2 separate regions of the Homo sapiens genome follow, and region 1 is linked to region 2. Evidence: chromatin loops called from intact Hi-C (ENCODE). Cell type or tissue: mammary epithelial cell. All regions are shown on one strand. Each heading gives the region's core, and the rest is flanking DNA. Links, peaks and the distances in the headings are about the cores only.

Region 1 (5,000 bases), core at 1-5,000, 230 kb before region 2:
ATTATCCATCAGAGGCTGTGCCTCCAACAGATCTTAACATCTGACTGTTAATGGAAGACACAGAGCAATAGGCAAGGTAAAGATCTTTTTCTGGGAGTGAGCAAGTGAAAAATCATCTTCCACGTTCCACAGTTCTACCCACAAAACCAAGCAATGCTTTTCTCTAGGTCACAGCCCTAACCTTTCCTTACTGATTACAGCCCCATAATGAAATAGGTAACATGTGTTTGTACATGTATTTCAGCATGGGCGTAATTTGAGAGTAAATAATACATAAGTTAGGAATGTCAGTAAAACATTAGGAGATAAGAAAAAGCTATGACTATCATTGCCAGTATTCTGCTTTCCAGGGGGATAAAGGAATCAGGTGGTTACCAAGAGAAGGACACAGTTCTCCAGGACACTACCAAGAAGTGGTTAGCTTATGTGTGGTTTTTTTTTTTTTTTTTTTTTTTGAGACAGGGTCTCATTCTGTTGCCCAGGATGGAGTGCACTGATGCAATCATGGCTCACTGCAGTCTCAACCACCTGGGCCCAAGTGATCCTCCCACCTCAGACTCCCAAAGTACCTAGGACCACAGGCATGCACCACCATGCTTAGCTCACTATTTTTTTTTTATTTTTGTAGAGATGGAGGTCTCCTGTGTTGCCCAGGCTTGTCTTGTCTTGAACTCCTGGACTCAAGGATCCTCCTACCCCAGCCTCCCAAAGTGCTGGCATTATATGCAAGGGCCACAGCGCCCAGCCTGGTTCATTTTTTTTTTTTTTTTGAGACAGAGTGTCGCCCTGTCACCAAGGCTGGAGTGCAGTGGTGCGATCTCGGCTCACTGCAAACTCCGTCTCCCAGGTTCAAGTGATTCTTGTGCCTCAGCCTCCCCCGTAGCTAGGATTACAGGCGCCCACCACCACACCCGGCTAATTTTTGTATTTTAGTAGAGACAGGGTTTCACCATGTTGGTCAGGCTGGTCTCTAACTCCTGACCTCAGGTGATCCACCCACCTCGGCCTCCCAAAGTGCTGGGATTATAGGTGTCAGCCACCACGCCCAGCTGGTTCATGTCTTAAGAGCAATGTATTTTCCTGAAATCCACTTGCTGGCCAGTGTACCCACTATCTTTCTTCTCAAGCCAAAGGTTCTATAAAGGTCCTTATCAGCGCACCCAGTAAAGTCACAACCTCCCACTGATGATGGTGGTATCATCTTTCTGCCAATCTCTGGTCAACAGAAGGATGATGGCAGGGTACTAACAATAAACATACTTATGATTGAATTCTATGTCTCCTTGTGGTTCTGTCACAGAGATCTTTTGCCAGAAAAGCCAAGATAGAGGAATATGAAGCCTGTTGCATAGCCTGAAAAACAGACTTTATGTTGAAAAACATCTCCCTTGAAGAAGCAGCCACATTCATAGAGACTGGCAATAACAGGAAGCAGCATTTGCCTACCCTGGTCAGATAAGCTTGGGCAAAGGCCAAGTCCTTCTGCTCCCTGAGTGGATCTCGCTCGAGAATGTCCTCATCATACAGCAACAGCAGCTTGGAGGTGTCCTTGCTGGCCCGAGCCCGACTTCCCCGCTTGTTGCGAGCTCGATGATTGTTCCGGCCTTTTCCAGCAGCTTTGATGCTCTCTCCTTGTAGCACACATGAAAAGGATTGTTTCCCTGTCCCTGCAACCTGTGTTCTTCCCATTCCACCACATGCACCACCCCAGCCAAATCCTATTCAATATTATGGAGCAATTCAAGGAAAAGGTTTTTGGGAAAATGGTATGAGAACTAAGTCCGTCAAGTCAGTTCTACGCAGAGTCTGCAGTGTAACTGCCTTAATTGGGATGACAACAAGATAATCAGCTACTTCATATTGAGAAAGGAAGTCTAAAGAGCAAGTGTGGCTTCTGTAGTGCTTTTGAGAGACTATGTCTTGATGAGGAACAAGCAGTGTTTTCTGAAATAAACATGGGTCTTAGCCCCACACATGACAGATAAGGTAACAATCAGTTTAACAAAGTGAACTGCCAGGCACAGTGGCTCACGCCTGTAATCCCAGCACTCTGGGAGGCCGAGGCGGGTGGATCATAAGGTTAGGAGTTCGATACCAGCCTGACCAACATGGTAAAACCCCATCTCTACTAAAAATACAAAAATTAGCTGGGTGTGGGGGCAGATGCCTGTAATCCCAGCTACTCAGGAGGGTGAGGCAGGAGAATCGCTTGAACCTGGGAGGCAGAGGTTGCAGTGAGCCAAGATCGCACCACTGCACTCCAGCCTGGGCGACAGAGCAAGACTCCGTCTCAAAAAAAAAATAAAAAAATAAAAAAAAGAAAGAAAGTGAACGAAGCTAATATAAATCTAGCAACGGATGAGAATTGAATTAAAAATTTCTGAGTATCTGTTCTCCACAAAGATACCACATTAAACATGTTTTGGGGGAGGGGTGTTGCAGAAGAGATCCAGAGGGTTTCCTCTGGAAATCCTCCACCTGGTTTATAAGCTACCCACCCTGCACACTGTCCTCTAGACAATGAGGTTAAGTGAGAATGGTCCTTCAGTATAGGTTTGCCTAGCTCACCTGGTGGAGTTCTGCTGGTCTCCACTTCTGGAGCAGTCTCAGGTGAAGCAAAAGTAGGAGGCTTCTCAGCAGAGTCTCCAACTGCTTCATCCGTCATTTCATCCTCTTTCTGCAGGCTTTCCATTCCTTCTGCTTCTTCTTCCTCCTCTTCTTCTGGCTCAGAGTTCTCCTCCTGAGAATTCTCTTCTTCAGACTCACCCTCCTGACTCATGCGCCTTTCAGATGCCAGCCAAGTCAGTTTCTCCATTGTTTCCTGTAAAACCCTCCAAAGAGTACTTATAATGGCTCTTAGTGGCTCATGAATTGCAAACAACACAAAGCTATATCAGGATAATCTGAAGTTAAACAATGGGGAGCCCACTACAGCTGTCCTGAGGGGAATTCCTTGAGTTATGAAATCCCAGCAATGGGCCAGGTACAGTGGCTCACGCCTGTAATCCTGACACTTTGGGAGGCCGAGGTGGGTGGATCACTTGAGGCCAGGAGTTCAGGACCAGCCTCGCCAACATGATGAAACCACGTCTCTACTAAAAATACAGAAATTAGTCAGGCATGGTGGTACATGCCTGTAATCCCAGCTACTTGGGAGGTTGAGGCATGAGAATTGCTTGAACCCGGGAGGTGGAGGTTGCAGTGAGCTGAAATTATGCCACTGCACTCCAATCCGGGAGACAGAGTAAGACTCCATCTCAAAACAAAAACAAAAACAAACAAAAAAAAAACACAGAAAAAACCACACACAAAACAAGACAAAAAAAAGAAATCCCAGTGATAGCTGACATTCGGCCTGACAGCAGGAGAGGGGAAGAAGTTCCCTTTTACAAACTTCTGTAACCTGAAGATAGTTTTCAGGCTGGAGTGAGATGGTGCAATCGTGGCTCACCGCAACCTCTGCCTCCCCGGTTCAAGCAATTCTCCTGCCTCAACTTCCTGAGTAGCTGGGATTACAGGCATGTGCCACTACGCCCAGCTAATTTTGTATTTTTAGTAGGGATGGAGTTTCTTCATGTTGGTCAGGCTGGTTTTGAACTCCCGACCTCAGGTGATCTGCCCGCCTTGGCCTCCCAAAGTGCTGGGATTTATAGGCGTGAGCCACCGTGCCCAGTTATTTACTATTTTTTTTTTTTTTTTTTTTTTTTTTTTTTTGAGACAGAGCCTTGCTCTGTTGCCCAGGCTGGAGAGCAATGACGTGATCTCGGCTCACTGCAACCTCTGTCTCTCGGGCTCAAGCAATTCTCCTGCCTCTGCCTCCCAAGCAGCAGGGATTACAGGTGTCCGCCACCATGCCTGGCTAATTTTTGTTATTTTTAATATAGATGGGGTTTTACCACGTCGGCCAGGCCAGTCTGAAACTCCTGGCCTTGTGATCCACCCACCTCAGCCTCCCAAAGTGCTGGGACTACAGGAGTGAGCCACCAAGCCCAGCCTATTACTATTTTTTAAGGCATTTAAAGTATGGTCAGGTGATTCAATTTAATGTGTAAACGAGTTTAATATAATAAGTAAAATTTCATCCTTTCCATCTCATTTCACCTCAACTCCACAATCATGTCCCATAATGCATTCACAAATCAAATACAAATGATTTTAGGACTATCCATAGTGCAGCAAGCAAGCAGGTGGCATATCAATAAGTGATACATATTACTGAGTCCACGAAATACTTGAGAATATTCTCCAGCTCTCACCTGGAGTTCTGGGACAGAAAGCACAGATTCCTCAGAAGCTGATGACATTTCATCTTCCTCATCTTGGGTGAGGTCATCAAAGTCCTCTTCTTCCTCTTCTTCTGGCCCATTCTTCTCTCCTCCAGTTTCTGGCCCAACTGGAGTCCCCACTGACTGACCATCAACACTGGATGAATCTTCTGGCTTCCCTGGGGGGCTACTAAGCCTCACTTCAGGATCCATTGAGGACAAAGCATTCTTTGATGATCCTTTGTTCACATCTGTCCCTGAGGTTCCTTCATCAGGGGGCTCTTGAGAAGATGAAGGGGTTTTAGTTGGCTGACTCCTCTCCTCTTCCTTCTGTAAGACTGTCTGTTTCGTTACTTCTCCAGCACTGCTCAACTCCTCGCTTGGGGCACCAGTGTCCAATTCCACAGCATGTTCCACTTTGATGTCATCACAAATATCACGCTCAGGGGATCCACTGATTTCCTCTCTAGCTTCTTCAGGTTCCATCTTGACAATTTCCTCTAAATCCCCAGGGGTAGGGTTGTTTAGAGACTCCTGGATGCCCTGAGGGAGCGGCTCCAGAGCTTGCCTCCCCTCCTCTGTTTTCACAACGGTCCAGCGACAGGCACTATTCTCTGACAATCCTTCTTGGCACTCTGCATCTGCTAGTGGAGGCCCTGGGCTATGTTCCACTTTCGGGAAAACAGTAGCAGAGAGAGGAGATAGTTCCTGGGGCTCTAATTTGGGTTCTAGGCC
Region 2 (8,118 bases), core at 1,927-6,926:
CCTCCCACCCCTTTCCAAAACCCATATTGGGATATTGCACTTTAAATAGTTGGGAAGTTACTCCGCTGTTTTGCAGTCATTACTCTGTTGCAGTTCAAGCCCAGGCTTTCTTAGTATATAAAAGTATCTAAGAAGAGAGATTTACCCTGAATGGTTTTCAGAGATGGCAAACTCAACCTATAGAGGCCAGCCAGGTAATGAAAAAAACAGGCAGGCCTGGCGCGGTGGCTCACACCTGTAATCCCAGCACTTTGGGAGGCCGAGGCAGGTGGATCACAAGGTCAGGAGATTGAGACCATCCTGGCTAACACGGTGAAACCCCGTCTCTAATAAAAACACAAAAAATTAGCCCGGGTTGGTGGCACACGCCTGTAGTCCCAGCTACTTGGGAGGCTGAGGCAGGAGAATCGCTTGAACCTGGGAGGCGGAGGTTGCAGTGAGCCAAGATCACACCAATGCACTCCAGCCTGGGCAACAGAGTGAGACTCCGTCTCAAAAAATATATATATACATATATATATATAGATTTTTTTCACTAAGTAAGGGTAGAGAAATATTTTTTTGAAGACTTTTTTTTAGACAGCCTAAGTAAATAAATAGTTACATTATTTTTCATGGATAGATAAACTCAATATTGGAAATAGGTCAATTCATCCTACATTAATCTTTGTTTTGTTTTGAGATAGTCTCGCTCTGTCGCCCAGGCTGGAGTGCAGTGGCGGGATCTCGGCTCACTGCAAGCTCCGCCTCCCGGGTTCACGCCATTCTCCTGCCTCAGCCTCCCAAGTAGCTGGGACTACAGGCGCCCGCCACTACGCCCGGCTAATTTTTTGTATTTTTAGTAGAGACGGGGTTTCACCGTTTTTAGCCGGGATGGTCTCGATCTCCTGACCTCGTGATCCGCCCGCCTCAGCCTCCCAAAGTGCTGGGATTACAGGCGTGTGCCACCGCGCCCGGCCTATTGAGCTCATCTTATGTGCCAGCCTCTGTGCTGAATACTTTGACACCTTTTGTTCATTTAATAATCACAATTTTAAAAGACAATTTATTATTCTGATTTTCAGAAAGATAAAATAAATTGCTCAGCGGGTAAATAAATGAAGGATCTAGCAGTCAGTTCGACTCCGAAATCCTGTTCTTTCTACTGTAGTACATTGAAATGGGGATCAGGGGAGACATGCAAAGATGCTGATGGAGAAAAGCGGTTGATGGGATCACTTGAGGTCAGGAGTTTGAGACCAGCATGGTCAACACGGTGAAACTCTGTGTCTACTAAAAATAGAAAAATTAGCCAGGCGTGGTGGCAGGCCCCTGTAATGCCAGCTACTCAGGAGGCTGAGGCAGGAGAATTGTTTGTATCCGGGAGGCGGAGTTTGCAGTGAGCCGAGATCGTGCCACTGCACTCCAGCCTAGGCAACAAACCAAGACTCCATCTCAAAAAATAAAAATAAAAAAAGCAGGTGATGGGATGACATGGAGTTTTTGTTTTGCTTTGTTTTGTTTTGTTTTGTTTTTTGCTGCTTCCCTGATAGGCTATATACTGCTCCCTTCAGCCTCTCCCCCAAACCACAGGCGCCCAAACAATGAGGCCAGGGTTGGAACCCCTGGCCAGCTAGATGATGAGCTGAAGGGGAGGCAACCTTTAGCCAGCAGACTTGAGACATCTCAGTGTACTCAGGGTCTGCTGGCTAGCAGGCCCAGTGGGGTCTCCAAAGCCCTTCTGTATCCTTAATGGTCCTTAAACCCTGGTTGAAGATCCCCCCAGTTGTGTTTACTTAAGCCAGAAGGCTGGGCAATCTCTATATCCTTTCTCCATCGATCATCCTATGATTGTTTTGTTAGAGAATTATTATTGTTCAGGGTACCAGATCTTAGTTTCATTCCACAGATAATAAGTTCGGCTCCAGGCTGGGCATGGTGGCTCACACCTGTAATCCCTGCACTTTGAGAGGCCAAGGTGAGTGGATCACTTGAGGCCAGGAGCTTGAGACCAGCCTGGCCAACATGGTGAAAACCCATCTCTACTAAAAATACAAAACTTTGCAGGGTGTGGTGTTGCGGGAAGTCAGGGACCCCAAACGGAGGGACCGGCTGAAGCCATGGCAGAACGTGGATTGTGAAGACTTCATGGACATTTATTAGTTCCCCAAATTAATACTTTTATAATTTCCTATACCTGTCTTTACTGCAATCTTGGAACATAAAATTGTGAAGATTTCATGGACACTTACCACTTCCCCAATCAATACCCTTGTGATTTCCTATGCCTGTCTTTACTTTACTTTCTTAATCCTGTCAGCTGAGGAGGATGTATGTCGCCTCAGGACTCTGTGATAATTGCGTTAACTGCACAAATTGTACAGCATGTGTGTTTGAACAATATGAAATGTGGGCACCTTGAAAAAAGAACAGGATAACAGCAATTGTTCAGGGAATAAGAGAGATAACCTTAAACTCTGACCACCGGTGAGCCGGGTGGAACAGAGCCATATTTCTCTTCTTTCAAAAGCAAATGGGAGAAATATCGCTGAATTCTTTTTCTCAGCAAGGAACATCCCTGAGAAAGAGAATGCACCCCTGAGGGTGGGTCTATAAATGGCCCCCTTGGGTGTGGCCGTCTTCTATGGTCCAGACTGTAGGGATGAAATAAACCCTAGTCTCCCATAGTGCTCCCAGGCTTATTAGGAAGAGAAAATTCCCGCCTAATAAATTTTGGTCAGACCGGTTGCTCTCAAAACCCTGTCTCCTGATAAGATGTTACCAATAACAATGGTGCCCGAAACTTCATTAGCAATTTTAATTTCGCCCTGGTCCTCTGGTCCTGTGATCTCGCCCTGCCTCCATTTGCCTTGTGATATTCTATTACCTTGTGAAGTACGTGATCTTTGTGACCCACACCCTATTCGTACACTCCGTCCCCTTTTGAAAGTCCCTAATAAAACCTTACCGGTTTTGCGGCTTGTGGGGCATCACGGAACCTACCGACATGTGATGTCTCCCCCGGATGCCCAGCTTTAAAATTTCTCTCTTTTGTACTCTGTCCCTTTATTTATCAAACTGGCCAACGCTTAGGGAAAATAGAAAAGAACCCACATGACTATCGGGGCAGGTTCCCCAATAGTGTGGTGGCAGGCGCCTGTAATCCAAGCTGCTTGGGAGGCTGAGGCAGGAAAATAACTTGATCCCAGGAGGCAGAGGTTGCAGTGAGCCAAGATCGCGCCACTGCACTCCAGCCTGGGCAACAGAGGGAGACCCTGTCTCAAAATACATAAGTAAATAAATAAATAAATAAGTTCAGCTCCAAATTGGGGAAATGTGGGGTCCACAGAAAGAAGTGGTTATAATTACTAGGGGAACAGGGCCCTTTTACTGAGAGAGGAACACATACACCCTCATCAACACAGAGGCACCGACACAGAAAGGAAGAAACAGAGTCTTGGAGAAAGAGACAGAGGCAGGGTACCCGGAGTCAGGGACAGAGCACACAGACCCAGGGGAGCAGACAGAGGTGCATAGACGATAGATTCCCATTCGCTCAGATGGAGCCAGAGCAATGCCCGGGCACAGAGAGACCCAGCAGCTGGCAGAACAGAGGAGACGTAGGATAGAATGGTGGCTAGACAGGCGAGGGGCAGGAGAGGAGGAGCAAGGCAGGGGCCTTCATGGGGATCTGTCTGTCCGTACCAGCCGGGAGGCGTAGCCACCCTGGTGCTGCAGTCCCAGAAAGGTGTCCAGTCCTTCTCGGATCTGCAGGAAGAGGGCCTCCTTGGGGCCTGGGCATCCCGATGCTTGCAGTCTCCTCCTGAAACACACATCGCCACCACTACCGTCTGTATCCAGTGGCCAGTGACGGGCACCAGGGAGGAACACTGCCTCGCCTCAGCCCAGCCCTGTTGCTTGCCCCCAGCCCAGCCCTTCCTGTTGGCATAAGCACAGCCCAGACCCAAACTGGTCCTACTTTGGGGCTCTGCTTTGCCAGGGCTGCAGAGTTGGCTGTGGGCAAGAGTGGCCCCTGCTGGTCAAAGGGCAGTACTGCCTCCAGAAGAAAGCCAGGGTTCAGGGGAAGGCGAACAGCAAGAGCAAGCTGAATTCTCCCTCCTTGCCTGGTTGCTGATGCCAACCTTTGCCCCTGCTCAGCCAAATAGTGCACTCAGGACTCCCTTCCCTCTCTAACCAAGGGGCAGAATTAATGCCTGACTGTGAAAGGTGGGTGACACTTGAAAGACCCTGAGATACAGTTGGTGCCACATAAGGGGGGCCCAGGCATTTGGGCATCTCTGCTTTCAGCCAGCTACCCTTAGGAAGGTGCCATGAGCCCTGCAGGCATTGCTTCTCATCTGAGTTCCCACCCAAGCCAGTTCAGGGACAAGGCCCAGGGTCCTCTCCCCTCACTGAAACCAGCCAGCCCTGCCCGGGAGCTAGGGAAGGTTGGTTCACTCACCAGAGCTAAAGGAACTTGTTCAAGGGGACCATTGTCAAAGCAGAGAGACAGTGCCCTTCCATGGCCAGCAGCCCCTACAATGTTCACTCACACTGAACTCTTCATGCTGACCCCCGGACCTTCTCTTTCTGACTTCCTCTGACTTTGGGGAAGTGGTCAGGGGTTTTCCAAGGGAGGGGGAAGAGATGATCTCTCTGCTCCAGTCCACCAAGCCTATGCAGAAGTCTGAGCAAGAACAACTGATCTCATGTGGCAATGCGGGACCATGAGTTAATCCAAGACATCCTGGGTTGTCCTCAGCCTGCAACCAAAAGCCCGGCAAAGGCCTGGCAATGGGGCAGGCCAAATGTCCCAACCGTGAGACCACCTCTCTCAAGAAATCTCTGAAAGTTCTTTGGGCCTCAGTTTCCTTATCTGTAAAATGAGGAGATTGTGCCATATGCTCTCTGAGTTCCTTTGTGGTTCTATTACACCATTATGTGGTTCTATGAAACCCACCGTGGGAGGCAGAAGCAAGAAGATCCAGTGTCCTGATACTCCCCCTGACTCCACACCTCCCTCCCACTCCCACCCTCAGTCTTCCCTGAGAGAAGGAGGTAAGAGCCACTGTGGAGAGGCATATTTTGGAAGGCAGCATCCATCCTCCCCCAAAGGCCCACAAATGGGATTGAGCTCTGGTTCTCCAGGGAAAGGACTGAGGGCCCAGGTCTCCTTGATTCTTGTTGTTCTTCGGATGGTTGTCTCTTGAGGGAGATGACTAGAGAGTTATCTAGTTCCTTCCCACTTTCCCATTTTCTCCAAGGTCTAGGCCTGGAAGGAAGGAGGTACAGGAGGTCCCCTGGGGGCTTACGTATTCAGTGGGCCCTCGAGCTCCCTGCCAGGCCCCCAACTATGTCTTCTGAAGACGTCTTTGTTTTCGGCCGTGGGCCCGGAAAGCCCCTGACCTTTGGAGGGGTACAGCATGCGAGCCATTCCCCTCCTTTATTTCCCCATCTCTTCTTCCTCCAGTTGTTCTCTGGATTCAACTGCAGAAAGGCAGAGGCCAGTGTGGCCTCACGGGCACCTTGTCTCCACCTGCTCAGAACACGTCTGGGACGGCTCTGTTCGTGGGAGACACACACAGACCAGTCTGCGTCAGCAGGAAATAAGAGTGAGCAGGGTTCTAGAACTCTGAAACCTTGGGACTAGAAGTGTGTCACAGTCAGCTGGACTTAGGAGTGCCTAGCCACCACTCACTTTACTGAGACACATAACTGGATAATGTGTCACATTGTGACACATTGTGACCTCAGGGTCACATTGTGACACATTGTGACCTCAGGGTCACATTGTGAATTAGCTGCAGACTCAAGGCTAGAACTTAGGTTTTCTGGATCCCAGTTCAGTGTCCTTTCTAGTACATAAAGAGATCCTCATTGTCTCCTTCTTATTCCATTTACTGAGGACTTATATAGCAGAAAGCCAAGCAAAGAGAAATAGATATTGTTCCTATCCTCAAGGAATCAGAGTCTAGTGAGTGGGTGAGTGTGTGTGTGTGTGTGTGAACAAGCAAAAGAACAAATCACAGATGACTCCATAACTGGCTCACATATGCCAAATGCCACAAGAGAAGTTTCAACAAAAGGCTTTAGGCTGTTAAAGGAGTGAGGGCACGTGACCAGTTGGGAGACTCAAAAAAGGCCAGGTGCGGTGGCTCAGCCAGCACTTTGGGAGGCTGAGGTGGGTGGATTGCTTGAGCCCAGCTGTTCTAGACCAGCCCGGGCAACATAGCGAGACACTGTCTCCACAAAAAAACAAAATGTTAGCCGGGTGTGGTGGCACGTGCTTATAGTCCCAGCTACTTGGGAGGCTGAGGTGGGAGGATCACTTGAGCCCAGGAGTTCAAGGCTGCAGTGAGCTATGATCATGCCACTGCACTCCAGCCTGGGTGACAGAGTAAGACACTGTTTGCTTTTGTTTTGTTTTGTTTTGTTTTTTGAGACAGAGTTTCGCTCCTGTTGCCCAAGCTGGAGTGCAATGGTGCGATCTCAGCTCACTGCAACCTCTGCCTCCTGGGTTCAAGCGATTCTCCTGCCTCAGCCTCCCGAGTAGCTGGGATTACAGGCACACCCCACCATGCCTGGATAATTTGTATTTTTAGAAGAAATGGGGTTTCACCATGTTAGCCAGGCTGGTCTCAAACACCCAACCTCAGGTGATCCGTCCGCCTCAGCCTCCCAAAGTGCTGGGATTACAAGCGTGAGCCACCGTGCTCGGCCTTGTTTTTTTTGTTTCGTTGTTTTTTTGTTTTTTTTTTGAGACAGAGTCTCGCTCTGTCGCCCAGGCCATAGTGCAGTGGCGCAATCTCAGCTCACTGCAAGCTCCACCTCCCGGGTTCATGCCATTCTGCCATTCTCTTGCCTCAGCCTCCCGAGTAGCTAGGCCTACAGGTGCCTGCCACCATGCCCAGCTAATTTTTTGTATTTTTAGTAGAGAGGGGGTTTCACCGTGTTAGCCAGGATGGTCTCGATCTCTTGACCTCATGATCTGCCCGCCTTGGCCTCCCAAAGTGCTGGGATTACAGGCGTGAGCCACTGCGCTGGGCCTGTTTTTGTTTTTAAAGGGGAGGAGGAAACAGAAATAAGCAGATGGCCTTTGAGATGTGCCTGGAAGGGTAAAGTGGTTAGGATTTGGCCAGGGTAGAGGGAGAGGATTTTAGGCAGATAAAGTAGCAGGGGGAGGCCGGGTACGGTGGCTCACTCCTGTAATCCCAACACTTTGGGAGGCTGAGGTGGGCGGATCACGAGGTCAGGCGTTCAAGATCATCCTGGCTAACACGGTGAAACCCCGTCTCTATTAAAAATACAAAAAAATTAGCTGGGTGTGGTGGCGGGTGCCTGTAGTCCCAGCTACTCGGGAGACTGAGGCAGGAGAATGGCATGAACCCAGGAGGCGGAGCTTGCAGTGAGCTGAGGTCGGACTCCAGCCTGGGCGACAGAGCGAGACTTTGTCTCAAAAAAAAAAGAAAAAAAATTAGCCGGGCGTGGTAGCGGGCGCCTATAATCCCAACTACTTGGGAGGCTGAGGCAGGAGAATTACTTGAACCTGGGAGGCGGAGGTCACAGTGAGCCAAGATTGTGCCATTGCACTCCAGCCTGCATGACAACAGCAAGATTCCATCTCAAAAAAAAAAAAAAAAAAAAGGTAGAAAAAAGTAGCAGGGAGAAAAGGTTCATGAGTGATAAAGTGTTGTGATTTCTCTTTCTCCCTCTCCCTCTCCTCCCCCTTCCTCTTCTTCTCCTTCTTCTGATGGAGCTTCACTCTTGTTGCCCAGGCTGGAGTGCTATGGCGTGATCTCACCTCACCGCAATCTCTGCCTCCTGGGTTCAAGTGATTCTCCTGCCTCAGCCTCCTGAGTAGCTGGGATTACAGGCATGCGCCTCCAGGCCCAGCTAATTTTGTATTTTTTTTTAGTAGAGATGGGGTTTCTCCATGTTGATCAGGCTGGTATCAAACTCCTGACCTCAGGTGATCTGCCCACCTCTGCCTCCCAAAGTGCTGGGATTACAGGTGTGAGCCACCATGCCCGGCATGATTTCTTCTTCTAAGAGTCTGGTCATATGCAGAGTGAAAGCCAGTCTGACCTCTCTCCATGGTGCAAAGAGAAGGGCTCCAAGCATCAGCCACAGAGCACACAT

What was found. Hi-C counts contacts between places; a loop is a spot of excess contacts. Peaks named below come from ENCODE experiments on the same cell type or tissue, not always from the same donor. Only the 100,000 strongest peaks of a DNase experiment are listed, where the experiment ranks them.
Region 1: it touches region 2 in a loop (6-fold over the local background); 1 of 110 quality-filtered maps calls a loop at or near these places.

What each region holds. Positions count from the first base shown.
Region 1 is chr1:155,760,744-155,765,743 of GRCh38, forward strand. GON4L (gon-4 like) reads right to left here. Exons shown (of 32, transcript NM_001282860.2): 21 at 4,257-5,000; 22 at 2,569-2,821; 23 at 1,447-1,631. Among named protein-coding and RNA genes, the nearest start is that of DAP3, 74 kb to the left of the region's middle. In mammary epithelial cell, for the core only: a CTCF peak has its summit at 2,851; a DNase peak (open chromatin) is centred at 2,868; H3K27ac peaks cover 1,713 bases.
Region 2 is chr1:155,985,550-155,993,667 of GRCh38, forward strand. ARHGEF2-AS1 (ARHGEF2 antisense RNA 1) reads left to right here and starts at 5,825. Exons shown (of 2, transcript XR_001738248.2): 1 at 5,825-5,961. RefSeq lists enhancers at 3,721-3,800, 4,671-4,740. In mammary epithelial cell, for the core only: a CTCF peak has its summit at 4,015 (motif pointing left); DNase peaks (open chromatin) are centred at 3,982 and 6,032.